Regions from separate parts of the Homo sapiens genome. Here region 2 is linked to region 1. The links are chromatin contacts, found by Hi-C or POLR2A ChIA-PET in ENCODE. All regions are on one chromosome and are shown on one strand. Each heading gives the region's core, a stretch centred on a gene start or an enhancer-like site at or near the end of the contact. The rest is flanking DNA. Distances are from core to core; before and after follow the strand shown.

Region 1 (5,814 bases), core at 1,579-4,078:
CCTAATCGAATCATGAGGAAATAATCTTTTCCTTACATCCAGATTGTGAAGCATTCTATAAGAAAAGTTACCTGAACTCTTCAAATATGTCAGTCATGAAAGAAAGAAAAAAAAAGTCAAGGAAATTGTCTGAGCTCATAGGAGTCTACAAACACATGTCAAACCATAGAAATGTGTAATCCATAATTGGATCTAGGATGAGGTAAAGGTAGGGAAGAATATTAAAATGGAAACAATTTGGAAATTTGAATATAGACTATTAGGCAATATTAATGTTAAATTTCTTGGTGTGATAATGGTATTATATTTAAGTAGGAGACTGTTTTTATTTTTAGGAGATACATGCTAAAATATTTAGGGATGATGTGTTATGACCCTGCAGCTTATTTTCATATGGTTAAAAGAGAAAAAGCAAATGTGGGAAAACATTAACAGTTGGTAAATATAAGTAAACAGTATATGGATATTCATTTTAATAATATATAACTTTGCTTGTTAGGCTTAAAATTTCTTTTCTTTTCTTTTTTTTTTTTTTTTTTGAGACGGAGTCTCCCTCTGTCGCCCAGGCTGGAGTCCAGCGGCGCGATATCGGCTCACTGCAAGCTCCGCCGCCTTCCGGGTTCACGCCATTCTCCTGCCTCAGCCTCCTGAGTAGCTGGGACTACAGGCACCCGCCACCACGCCCGGCTAATTTTTTTTTTGTATTTTTAGTAGAGACGGGGCTTCGCCGTGTTAGCCAGGATGGTCTCCATCTCCTGACCTCGTGATCCACCCGCCTCAGTCTCCCAAAGTGCTGGGATTACAGGCATAAGCCACTGTGCCCCACCGGCTTAAAATTTCTTAAAACATTGGGGGAAATACAATTTTAGGTGATATTCTAAAGCTCATTGTGCCTATTGTTATTTTTTTCCTTTTCTCTTTTGGAACCTGGAGAATGTAAAAGAACTTTTCTTATGAAGCTGTATGCTTAAAATTTGTGCCGTTTTCTGTAGTTACGTTATACGTTAATACATAATTTAATGAAAAAAGCCTGGGCTCAGAATCATGCTACCATTTACAGGAGAAAAAATATGTACTAATTTTTAAGATGTATTATTTATAAATACTACTTTGTTTCATGCAGTGGTCCTTATTATTCAAAGGAAAGAATCAGGAACCAGGATACAGTTGTTAAAAGGAAGAGCCAGAAACAGGGATATAAAGAAATAATTAGAAAAAACTTAATGATATATATTTATGAAAGAAGATGCAGCAAAGGGAATCAGTCACAGCATGAAGAAAGGAGATGTCCTAGTGATTCAGGGCTAAGTTGTTACATATAAAATAGATGTCATATATGTTATATATAGTTGTTATAATTACATACAATGCAATAGATGTCCCCTTAGTTATCTTAAGTAAGTATCTATGGCTTTCTTTATTTCTCTCCCATAAAATAAGTCTGAAGGTAGGTAGTCTAGGGATGATCTAATACAAATAATGGAAAACTATAATAGAATATTTGTTATTTTCTGGCATTGTTCTCAGAACTGTGAAATGAAAAGAAATCCTGGGGTCCCCAAATCACTAAGCTAAAGGGAAAAGTCAAGCTGGGAACTGCTCAGGGCAAACCTGCCTTGCATTCTATTCAAAGTCAGCCCTCTGCTCACTGAGATAAATGCATATCTGATTGCCTTCTTTGGAAAGGCGAATCAGAAACTCAAAAGAATGCAACTGTTTGTCTCTTATTTATTATGACCTGGAAGCCCCCTCCCCGCTATGCGTTGTCCCACCTTTGCTTCCAGTTGTCCTGCCTTTCTGGACTAAACCAATGTTCATCTTACATATGTTGTTTGATGTCTCATGTCTTCCTAAAATGTCTAAAACCAAACTGTACTCTGACCACCTAGACCACATGTCATCAGGGCCTCTTGAAGCTGTGTCATGGGTGCGTCCTCAACCTTGGCAAAATAAACTTTCTTTTTTTTTTTTGAGATGGAGTCTCGCTCTGTGGCCCAGGCTGGAGTGCAGTGGCGTGATCTTGGCTCACTGCAAGCTCCGCCTCCCGGGTTCACGCCATTCTCCTGCCTCAGCCTCCCAAGTAGCTGGGACTACAGGCGCCCGCCACTACACCCAGCTAATTTTTTTTTGTATTTTTAGTAGTGATGGGGTTTCACCGTGTTAGCCAGGATGGTCTCGATCTCCTGACCTCGTGATCTGCCTGCCACGGCCTCCCAAAGTGCTGGGATTACAGGCATGAGCCACCACACCAGGCCTTTAAACTTTATAAATTAACTGAGGCCTGCCTCAGATATTCAGGGTTCACAGCACTTTATATCCTATGAAGTGGATAGTTATCCCGATTTCACAGGTGAAAAAATAGAAAAACTGAATAATCTGCTCAAAGTTGTACAGATAGGAAATAACAGAATTAGGGTTTGAAGTTGGGCAGTACAGCAACGGATTACCACTGATGTGGTGTTTTCATGGTCACAGAGCACCAGACTGCTTCTGACTTTCTGCTCTGCCATTCCTGATCATGTCTTCCATATTCAGGTTGCCTCATTGACTAAGATGGTTGCTTGAGCACCAGCTACCACATCAACCTTCCAGGAAGAAGGAAAGTAACAAAACAGCTTTTTCTATTTGTCTACCACCACTTAAAGGAGGCTTTCTAGAAATCTCTCTCCGTGACTTCCACTTATGTCTCAATTTCTCAAACTTAATCACATAATTTTACCTAACTATACAGAAGGTTGGTGGCTGTAGTCTTTTAATTGGGCACATTCTCTGTCTGAATAATACAGAAGTGCTATTAGCAAGGAGGAAGTGAGAGTGAATGTTGGGTAGGGCCTACATCTCTTTTGGTTAAAGAATAAAGGATGTCACACATAAGAGTGGAAATTAATCATATGATTATGTTGTCTCAGATTTTTGAAATGTAAATAGGATATCTAAGGAAGAAAAGTTTAAATGTAGCCCACATTCCTGTTCAGAGTATTGAATTCAGAGGACTGTTAGTGTTTTCTTCTGGATAATGTTCTGCTGAAAGCATTATGCTTTGTACATCCTGTAGGATTATTTATAATAGTGAATAATTGAAACAGTTGCAATAGTTGAGTGGTTATATGATGCACCAATATCATGAAATACTACATAGCCATTGAGAATTAAGCATGTTACATATATAATCAAATTAGGAAAACCACTTATAAATGAAAGCAGGATGTACAGCTGTACTTAAAATATGTTTGCAACTGTGTAATAATATGTATAGAGCATAGATGAAAAGTAAATTCACCCAAATAAAATTGTAATTGTGGTGTTTGAGAGGTGGGATTATATGTGACTTTTAAATGTTTTTAAAATAGTTTTCTGAATTTTCTTTTACAAGTATGTTTCTTTCAAAATCAGAAAACATGAATTTCATTTCTAAGTGTTCTATGTACAGATTTTGGAGTACATCACTATGTCTTGCATTTCTGGTTTTTTCCTTTAAGTTATAGATAACCTTGAGTAAGGCTTGAGACAGAAACATAATCCATTCTAAGTCTATTAATAATAATAATGGGAAGAGAAAATATATAGCACATTTCATAAGTAAGTGGTTTTTCTGCCAATATCAATTTATTTATCATTAAGCCATTCTTAATATGAATGTTAATACTAAATATTCTCTTGCTGGAAAAGAGAGTCCCCCTAGGGCCTCAGGTACACTTACGTTTTGTTGGATGTGCCAAGACCACTCTTTAACCTATTTCTTAGAGTTATTTATTTAGCTGGGAACCTTGAGAGATAAGGTTTGTTCTCCCAGGACAAAGACCAGGCTCACTTACTATCTGCTGTAAAAATGGTGTATTCCCGAAGGATTTTATCAGCTGCAATGCAAACACACCATGTGTGCAGCATCCATCCTGTTGCGCCCATCATAAGACTGGAGGCCAGAGAGAATAGATGTAAATAAGCTGGTGCTCATGCTGCCTACTGTGCCATCAGTAATAAAGTCTTTGACTCTGATCCAGGAATTTCATGTCTTCTGCCAGTGTCTGTGAAACAGTAACAGGCTAACTTATTAGCTTGTAAGTGGAATCCAATCAAATCCCAGACCTGACATCTCTATGTTCTGAAAATATGAATTTCTGACAGTTATTTTTACTGAGGAAGTAGTTACAAGACATTTTGTAAGTATACCTACCAGTTGGTCTCCATCTCAACGATGGTCCCATCATTGGTTTTTGGCCTCTTAAAGATGGTGAGTCTCTACAATATTGTACTTCATATACACTCTTTATATCTTTAGTGTGACTCCTTCTTGCTAACTTTTTTTTGTGTGGCTTTTACTTATGTGTGTGTGTGTGTTTAAGTGAAGAAATACATCATCTCAGGTCGATTCTATATGGTTGTGCAGATTGGTGACTACACACACTTGCCCAGCTAAGGTGTGATTTGTGGCTGAGATACATACCAAACCATGTATCTTAGTGTGGGATTACCTCCACCTGAAAGAAGCAGCACTTTTTTTCTAGTTTGCATGAATTTACAATATCTCAGTAAGCCATGGGGATCCTGGGTGTGTATGCCTCTCATTTTCTTAAAGGCATCCTATAAACAAAGGCCCCGATGATTTCCTGCTTATTTATCTGTCTTTACCCACTGTGTCTGTATTCAGCCGTCTAACAGAGGCAATGAGTTGTGCTGATGAAAGAACTAATCAATTACACATCAGCTTCTTGGGTGTGCAGACAGTATCTTAGCCTCTGTAGTTTCTGAGGCCAAAGACAATTCATAAATGTTTCCACACTGGAGATGTGGAATACTTGATCAGGGGTGGTATAATATAGGCTTAGGGGTCAAGGGTAATTCGCTCGGCCTGGTCTTGTCATTTTCTATTATTCTTGGGAATTTGATCTATGTATGAACAAACTTTTGGAAACCTAAATGCCTCAAAAGTTTTGACTCAATGTTGACTGAAAACAGTAAGTTTCTGATTCTTACATTGAAGGTCATGTAACAAAAACCAATATGGAATGTCTTATCTGGAAAGATAAGTATCGAAATGCCTTTGATTATCTCTAAGTCTTTTTTTTTCAATTTATATATACCCAAGGATAAGATTTTCTTGAACTATGAAAACTTCAACTTTTTGCAGGACTGTAGACTTTACATGTCTACTATTCTGCTTGAAATTATGTTTTTCACTTAATTTTCTCTTTCCGAACTTTTGCTCTTAACTGCATTTCTTTTTCTGTCAAACCAGTGTTGCTCCTAATTACAAATTTAAATTACATCTGGTGCAGTTTGTACACACCAGGGGATATTGTTATGTAATACTTTTAGCCAGCCAAGATATTTTTGATAACTTCAACATAACATTTTTTCAGAGTACTTATTGATAAAAAGTTATAAAAATTGTGCAAGAATGTACACACAAGATGCAGTTGTGTAACTCGAGAGACCTCGCAAGGAAAACTTTTTTTTTTTTTTTTGAGACGGAGTCTTGCTCTGTCGCCCAGGCGGGAGTGCAGTGGCGCAATCTCGGCTCACTGCAAGCTCCGCCTCCCTGGTTCACGCCATTCTCCTGCCTCAGCCTCCCAAGTAGCTGGAACTATAGGCGCCCACCACCACGCCCGGCTAATTTTTTTTGTATTTTTAGTAGAGACGGGGTTTCACCGTGTTAGCCAGGATGGTCTCAATCTCCTGACCTCGTGATCCGCCCGCCCTGGCCTCCCAAAGTGCTGGGATTACAGGCGTGAGCCACCGCGCCCGGCCAGGAAAACATTTCTTTTCTTTTTCTTTTTCTTTTTTTTTGAGACAGAGTTTCACTGTTATCGGCCA
Region 2 (5,814 bases), core at 2,383-4,882, 100 kb after region 1:
TAATGAATTCAAGAAAAGATTGTTTTAATTCTATTTCTCAAGAGGAAACTCAAAAGAATTGGTAAGCTTTCAAAATTATAATTCTATCTTTGCAATCACACATGTTGTTCATGCTGCAGACAAAAGGAAAAGACATTCGGAGCCAAGGTGGCTGCACACTCCCACTGAGAAACTCGGATTTTAAAAAGATGTGCCAAAAAGTGGAAAGAGGCACGCTGCCAAAGATTGTGTTGAAGAAAGGCAGGGACCAGTAACAGATCAGAAGGGCCAAAGACCAGAGTGAGCTGAGGCTTAGAGAAAAGAAAGTAAGGATAATGGAGGGCTCTTAAATTTAGAGCAAGAATAAGGAAGGAAGAGGCTCGCTGCCTGAGGCCAGTGGTGTGATGTTGATGGATGACATGAAGAAAACAGAACTCCTTTCCTCCCATTTAGTCCTGTCTTCTCTGTCAAGGAGAGTGATCTTTGGACTGAAAAGGGTAGAACGAACATTGTTAAGAGAAAATTGAAGCCCAAGATGGGTGTAGAGATTATGCGAGAGCATGCATCCGCTGTAAATGAGCCGAAATGTCTGGATCTGAATGAATTACAGTGCAGAGCTCTGAAAAACGTGCGAATGAATTCTCCCTACTTAAGAGGAGGGAGCTTTGGAGGTGGAGGAGGAGAGAAAAGTGAAACCTCCCTTGCAAAAATTGTAACAGTGAGAAAATTATGGCAGTGAAAGAGATCTGATTTAACCAACCCCCATCTTGCCTTTAGCCTTCAAACTGCCCTTAATTATCCCTTGGCTTGGGTCTACCTAGCTTTGGGAGACATTTAGTTTATAGGTTAAATTGCCGGGCACGGTGGCTCACGCCTGTAATCCCAGCACTTTGGGAGGACGAGGTGGGCGGATCCCGAGGTCAGGAGATGGAGACCATCCTGGCTAACACGGTGAAACGCTGACTCTACTAAAAATACCAAAAATTAGCCGGGCGTGGTGCTGGGCGCCTGTAGTCCCAGCTACTCAGGAGGCTGAGGCAGGAGAATGGCGTGAACCCGGAAGGCAGAGGTTGCAGTGAGCCAAAATCACGCCACTGCACTCCAGCCTGGGCGACAGATGGAGACTGTCTCAAAAAAAATAAATACATAAAAAATAAAGAAATAAAAATAAATGATAATACCCTCCTCGCAAGCTTAACCACCTTTGCAAAGCTAATGAGAAACCACCAGACTAGTAGGAGGATAGGAGCCTGAATTCTGCTAAGGTGTAGGCATAAACGATGGCCAGCCATTATTCCGGAGGTCACAAGATATGCTACTTCCCAATTACTCCTGCAGACAACATCACTATTTTAGAACCTAAGATTGGCTTTTGAGATGTCTTTTCAAGTTTTTTGTATGTCTGACACTGATGGCTCCACCTGGACCCACTAGTTGCTCCTGTGACCCCACCCAGAAGTGACTCAGTGCATGAGGACCATTTCCCACACTTTTATGATTGTACCCCCACCAATCAGCAGCAAGCACCCATTGCCTAGCTGTGCCCCCGTCTCTTTATCCTTGAAAAACCCTAGCCTTCGAATTTTTGAGGAGACCAATTTGAGTAATAATAAATTCCTGTGTCCTGTTTAGCTGGCTCTATGTGTGTAAAATTCTTTCTCTATTGCAATTCCCCTGCCTTCATAAATTAGCTCTATCTGGGCAGTGGACAAGAAAAACCCACTGGGTGGTTATAAAAGCAGGCCAACTGGAGACAAGCCAAGTCCGTGACCTAGGAACTGTAGAATCCAGTTTTGGAAAGCACCCTAGGTATCTATTTTAACCATTACCCAATGCATAACTAAATGTACATGTAGAGATGGTTTATGAAGAGTCAATAACTATTATGATAGGCCCAGCTTATCTGTCTGTTATTTGATTCTCTTCCCTTAATGCTTAGTCCTTAATGTGGAGATTGTTTTACAGTTGTCAAAATCATCTTTCTCCTTTTCTTTTTTTCCTTCCTTCCTTCCTCTCTTTCTCCTTCTCTCTTTCCTGTTTCTCTTTCTTTTCCTTCCTTCCTTCCTCTTTCCACAAACATTTGTTGAGTGCACACTATATTGGTGTTGTGTAGGAAAATAACACATAGCTCTTGCCCTTAGGTGTTTATAGTTAATTACAGGGAAAACCATCTTTTAGTTTTTACTTTTTCAACATGTGGTGATTAAGTGCAGAAAGAGCAAGTAAAAATGTAAGATGAGGAGCTTAAATCTTCCTGTCGAAAATAAGGGAAGAAATTTCTCCACTCCTTTTTTCTCTTTCAGAATGTTTTCCCTGGCCGGGCGCGGTGGCTCACGCCTGTAATCCCAGCACTTTGGGAGGCCAAGGCCGGCGGATCACGAGGTCAGGAGATCGAGACCATCCTGGCTAACATGGTGAAACCCCATCTCTACTAAAAAATAAAAAAAATTAGCTGGGAGTGGTGGTGGGCGCCTGTAGTCCCAGCTACTGGGGAGGCTGAGGCAGGAGAATGGCGTGAACCCAGGAGGCGGAACTTACAGTGAGCCGGCGATTGCACCACTGCACCTCCAGCCTGGGCGGCAGAGCGAGACTGTCTCAAAAAAAAAAAAAAAAAAAGTTTTCCCTGTCCTTTTCTATGTATGTGAATCTTTTTAGTGGCTAAATAAGCCTCTGGGCTACCTCACAATCTGGAGTGTTTCTTCAAGGACCTGGACGTCCTCTCTTCCTTGATGTAATCATCAAGGAAGCTAAGGCTTTAGCTTCCGGTTTCCTAAGAGGAGAGGGGTGTAACTTCAGTTGTTGTCTGACTCCAAATTGCAAAGCCTAACTAATGGTAATGGGTTGTATCCCCTTAGCTATAAAAGAGTGAGAGTTCTTTCTGGTCTTTGCCATTTCTTTAGCAGATTGCCTGTAATGTGCATCACTTTCTGGTTTAATGCTTATTTAATAATAAAATAGTTTTCCTTTTACCTTTGTAGAAAGCTTTTCTGGGTTAGGAGGACATTTCGTTTTTAATTATATTTTCCCAGGAGTGCTCACTATGTGCCAGGCACTCTTCCAGGCACCAGAGATATAGCATTAAATAAGACAGAAGCTGCCCTCATGAGCTCATATTCTAGGACAGATAGACACTGAACAGTAAGAATAATATCTAAGGAAATCATGCAGGCAGCACATTAGAAGGCGGGGCGGGGGGGGGGTGGTAAGTGCAGTAAGCCATGTGTAAACAATCGAGTGTGATGAGCTGTGTAAAGAACAGTGGGAGTTTAAAGGAGAGAGAGGTAAGTTATCCTGGGGCAGTTGAGGACTTGATGTTTGAGCTGAATCTTGAAAGATGAATGGTTTTGAAAATAGCTCATTGCTTTAGGGGAGGAGTGGAGCTGGTATTCTAGGAAGTGGAAGATATTTGATCAAAGAAATATACATGACAGCAGAGTACATTAGGGGAAGTCTGCATAATCAGCATCTCATTTGATACCATCAACAACCAGAGGCAGAGATTTTTTTTCTTGTTCTTCCTTTTTCTCTCTTCTCCTGCTCCTTTCTCCTACTCTCTTGTAATGATTCATACTGTTGACACATATTGAGTTTACTATCAGCTAAAATCTTTAAACTTTTTCACACACATTGTTCCTGAGTCATAGCACCCTAATCTGTACTTGTTGGCATACGTTTTATTCTCGGTAACCTTGTAGGAGTTTGTGTGTGTGTGTGTTGTGTATTGAAGAAGAGTTGGAGAAGAGACCGAAGTAGTTAGGCTGAATAAAATAGAACTCTGGAAATGATGACAGGCATCTCCCATACTTAAAGGTCTATCATAGGAAGAGAAATCCATTCTTTTTTTTCTATGTGATTGTTAGAACTAGTGGGTGGTACTTTAGGGATATAGATTTCTACTCTATGCCAAGAAAAGCTTTTAGAAGTTGATTTCAGAATTGACCAGGTACATCTCTAAAGAAATCCCTTGGGGAGAGGGTGAGGTCTTGGAAAAAATACAGACTCCTGGGCCCCATCCTTGACTTACATCACAAATCTTGTTACCAGGGACCAGGAATTTGCATAACAGGCTCTCAAGGAAATCCCTAGGTACACTGAAATTTGAAAACTTCAAGAGAATTAACATACCTTTTCTTTGAGAGCCCTTTCAACCTGGGGAAACTTTGATCCTATGAGACCCTAGAAAGGGGAACCACAGAACATTCATTTTCTTTGGGGTGTGGTGAGTCTGATGACTGTGTAACTAGGATGATTATTGAGAACTGAAACTAAAGTCCTTAGCTCCCCAGTCAACTGAACAGGCTGCCTCTTGGCCAAGAGGACCCCAGAGAAACCTTTTAAAAACTGAGTTTCTGGCCATCACAGGACGAGAGGTCAGATGCACCTCTTTATCTTCCCTCCCTTTTGTGGTTTAGACACAACATCTGACCAGCATTAATGTTGAAATAGAGATCACGAGACTGTCAGAACAGACTCTTTGTTCACAATGAGATACCACATTATAAACAGGACCGAAGGCCATGTTAAGTCATGGACTCCTACAGTTAAAGAAGAAACTGTGTTCCAACTGCCACAAGGTTTTTCTTTTTCTCTAGCAGCTAAACACGCGCTGGCCTTGAGATAAGCAATATTAAACAATTGCAGCTCATCCACCAGCAGAGCTGACTAACTGAGGCCCCCTGCTCCACAAGCCAGAACTACAGCTTTGATTGAATAAAAGACTGGTTTCAGTATTTTTCTCCTGCTAAGAGACCACCCACAGATCGACTAGTTCCAGCCGAGTTACAGATGCTGTGCATTTGAGTGCCTTCCTTTCCCTGCTTCACCTTTTGACATATAGGGCTTACTTGTAATATATTTCAATGTTAAGTCTCCACCTAAGGGAAGCATGAGATGCATGTAACATGCATGTTTATTCAGTATGCATGCCATGTTCCCCCTTCATGAATATCTGGACGAAAGACTGCATAGCTCCTCCCGTAACCTGTTGAATATATACATATATTTGGCCAACCTGTTCAACAAAACGTATGTCTCATCCTTCCCTCCCTCGAAGTACCCGCTGACAGAGGCTTCTCACAGAAGCTACACTTCTCAGCCTGTCAGAATGGCCACATTGTAGGCTGCGAGTCTTTATAGCAAACAAAGTCTCCTTTCTAAATTTGTGATTTTTAAGCTGATACCATAGAATTCATCTTTCAAATCAGGACACTTTTAAGAGTGAAATGAAGTGCTAAAAATCCTGGTATCTTTTTTCAAAAATTTACTAACTGACAAATACATTTTTATTTTTTGATGGATCTGCCAAATAATTATTTTGAAACACTATTTCAAAAATATTTTTTCTAGAAAGTAGAATAACATATATCTGTGTACACCAAAGAAAACTTTTAAAACTTCTTTACATATATAAAAAGTAGAAATTTTACAATAATATAATCAGAATAATTACCCCTTTAGTCATTTTTTGAAAACACATTTGTCTCAAATACCATGTCATTCTATTTTTCTAAAGAATGTTTTCTTTTCCTTATATGGTCTTGCTATGTTAAAATTTTAAATAAAATTGTCCCAATATTTTCTTCAAATTTGCATTTAATGACTAATAAATTTGAAATGAACCTTCTCTGTAGACCATATCAGGATTGAGAATATACTCTTTTTAACGTACTTAATTTGTTTAGTTTCTTCATGCTTTGGTGGGGATACACTTTGGTGTCTTCTTGTTTTTAAGACTTGTTACTAATAATTCCAATTGTCTAAACATGTGGAAAGCTAAAGTTTTTTGAAACTCTATTCATTGAAAGTGCTGATCAAAGATTTCTAACTGATTTGGAC

What was found. Hi-C counts contacts between places; a loop is a spot of excess contacts on that map. ChIA-PET counts read pairs that join two places held with the same protein, here RNA polymerase II (POLR2A). Pooled maps may share reads with other maps.
Region 2: a pooled map shows a loop between it and region 1 (2.7-fold over the local background). The contact joins two enhancer-like sites. A Hi-C loop is called at or near these places in 2 of 168 maps with a recorded cell type or tissue (astrocyte of the cerebellum and cardiac septum) and 2 of 50 pooled maps. POLR2A ChIA-PET finds 5 or more read pairs at or near these places in 3 of 52 experiments (AG04450, activated CD4-positive, alpha-beta T cell and activated T-cell).

What each region holds. Positions count from the first base shown.
Region 1 is chr13:42,974,310-42,980,123 of GRCh38, reverse strand. The region is part of intron 1 of EPSTI1 (epithelial stromal interaction 1); the gene reads left to right. Among named protein-coding and RNA genes, the nearest start is that of EPSTI1, 15 kb to the left of the region's middle. RefSeq lists an enhancer at 2,674-2,843. Within about 2 kb of position 2,828, at least 2 of the 41 ENCODE cell types and tissues checked have a DNase peak (open chromatin) inside an H3K27ac peak, as active enhancers do.
Region 2 is chr13:42,874,814-42,880,627 of GRCh38, reverse strand. No RefSeq gene overlaps it. Among named protein-coding and RNA genes, the nearest start is that of LINC00428, 5.0 kb to the right of the region's middle. Within about 2 kb of position 3,632, at least 5 of the 41 ENCODE cell types and tissues checked have a DNase peak (open chromatin) inside an H3K27ac peak, as active enhancers do.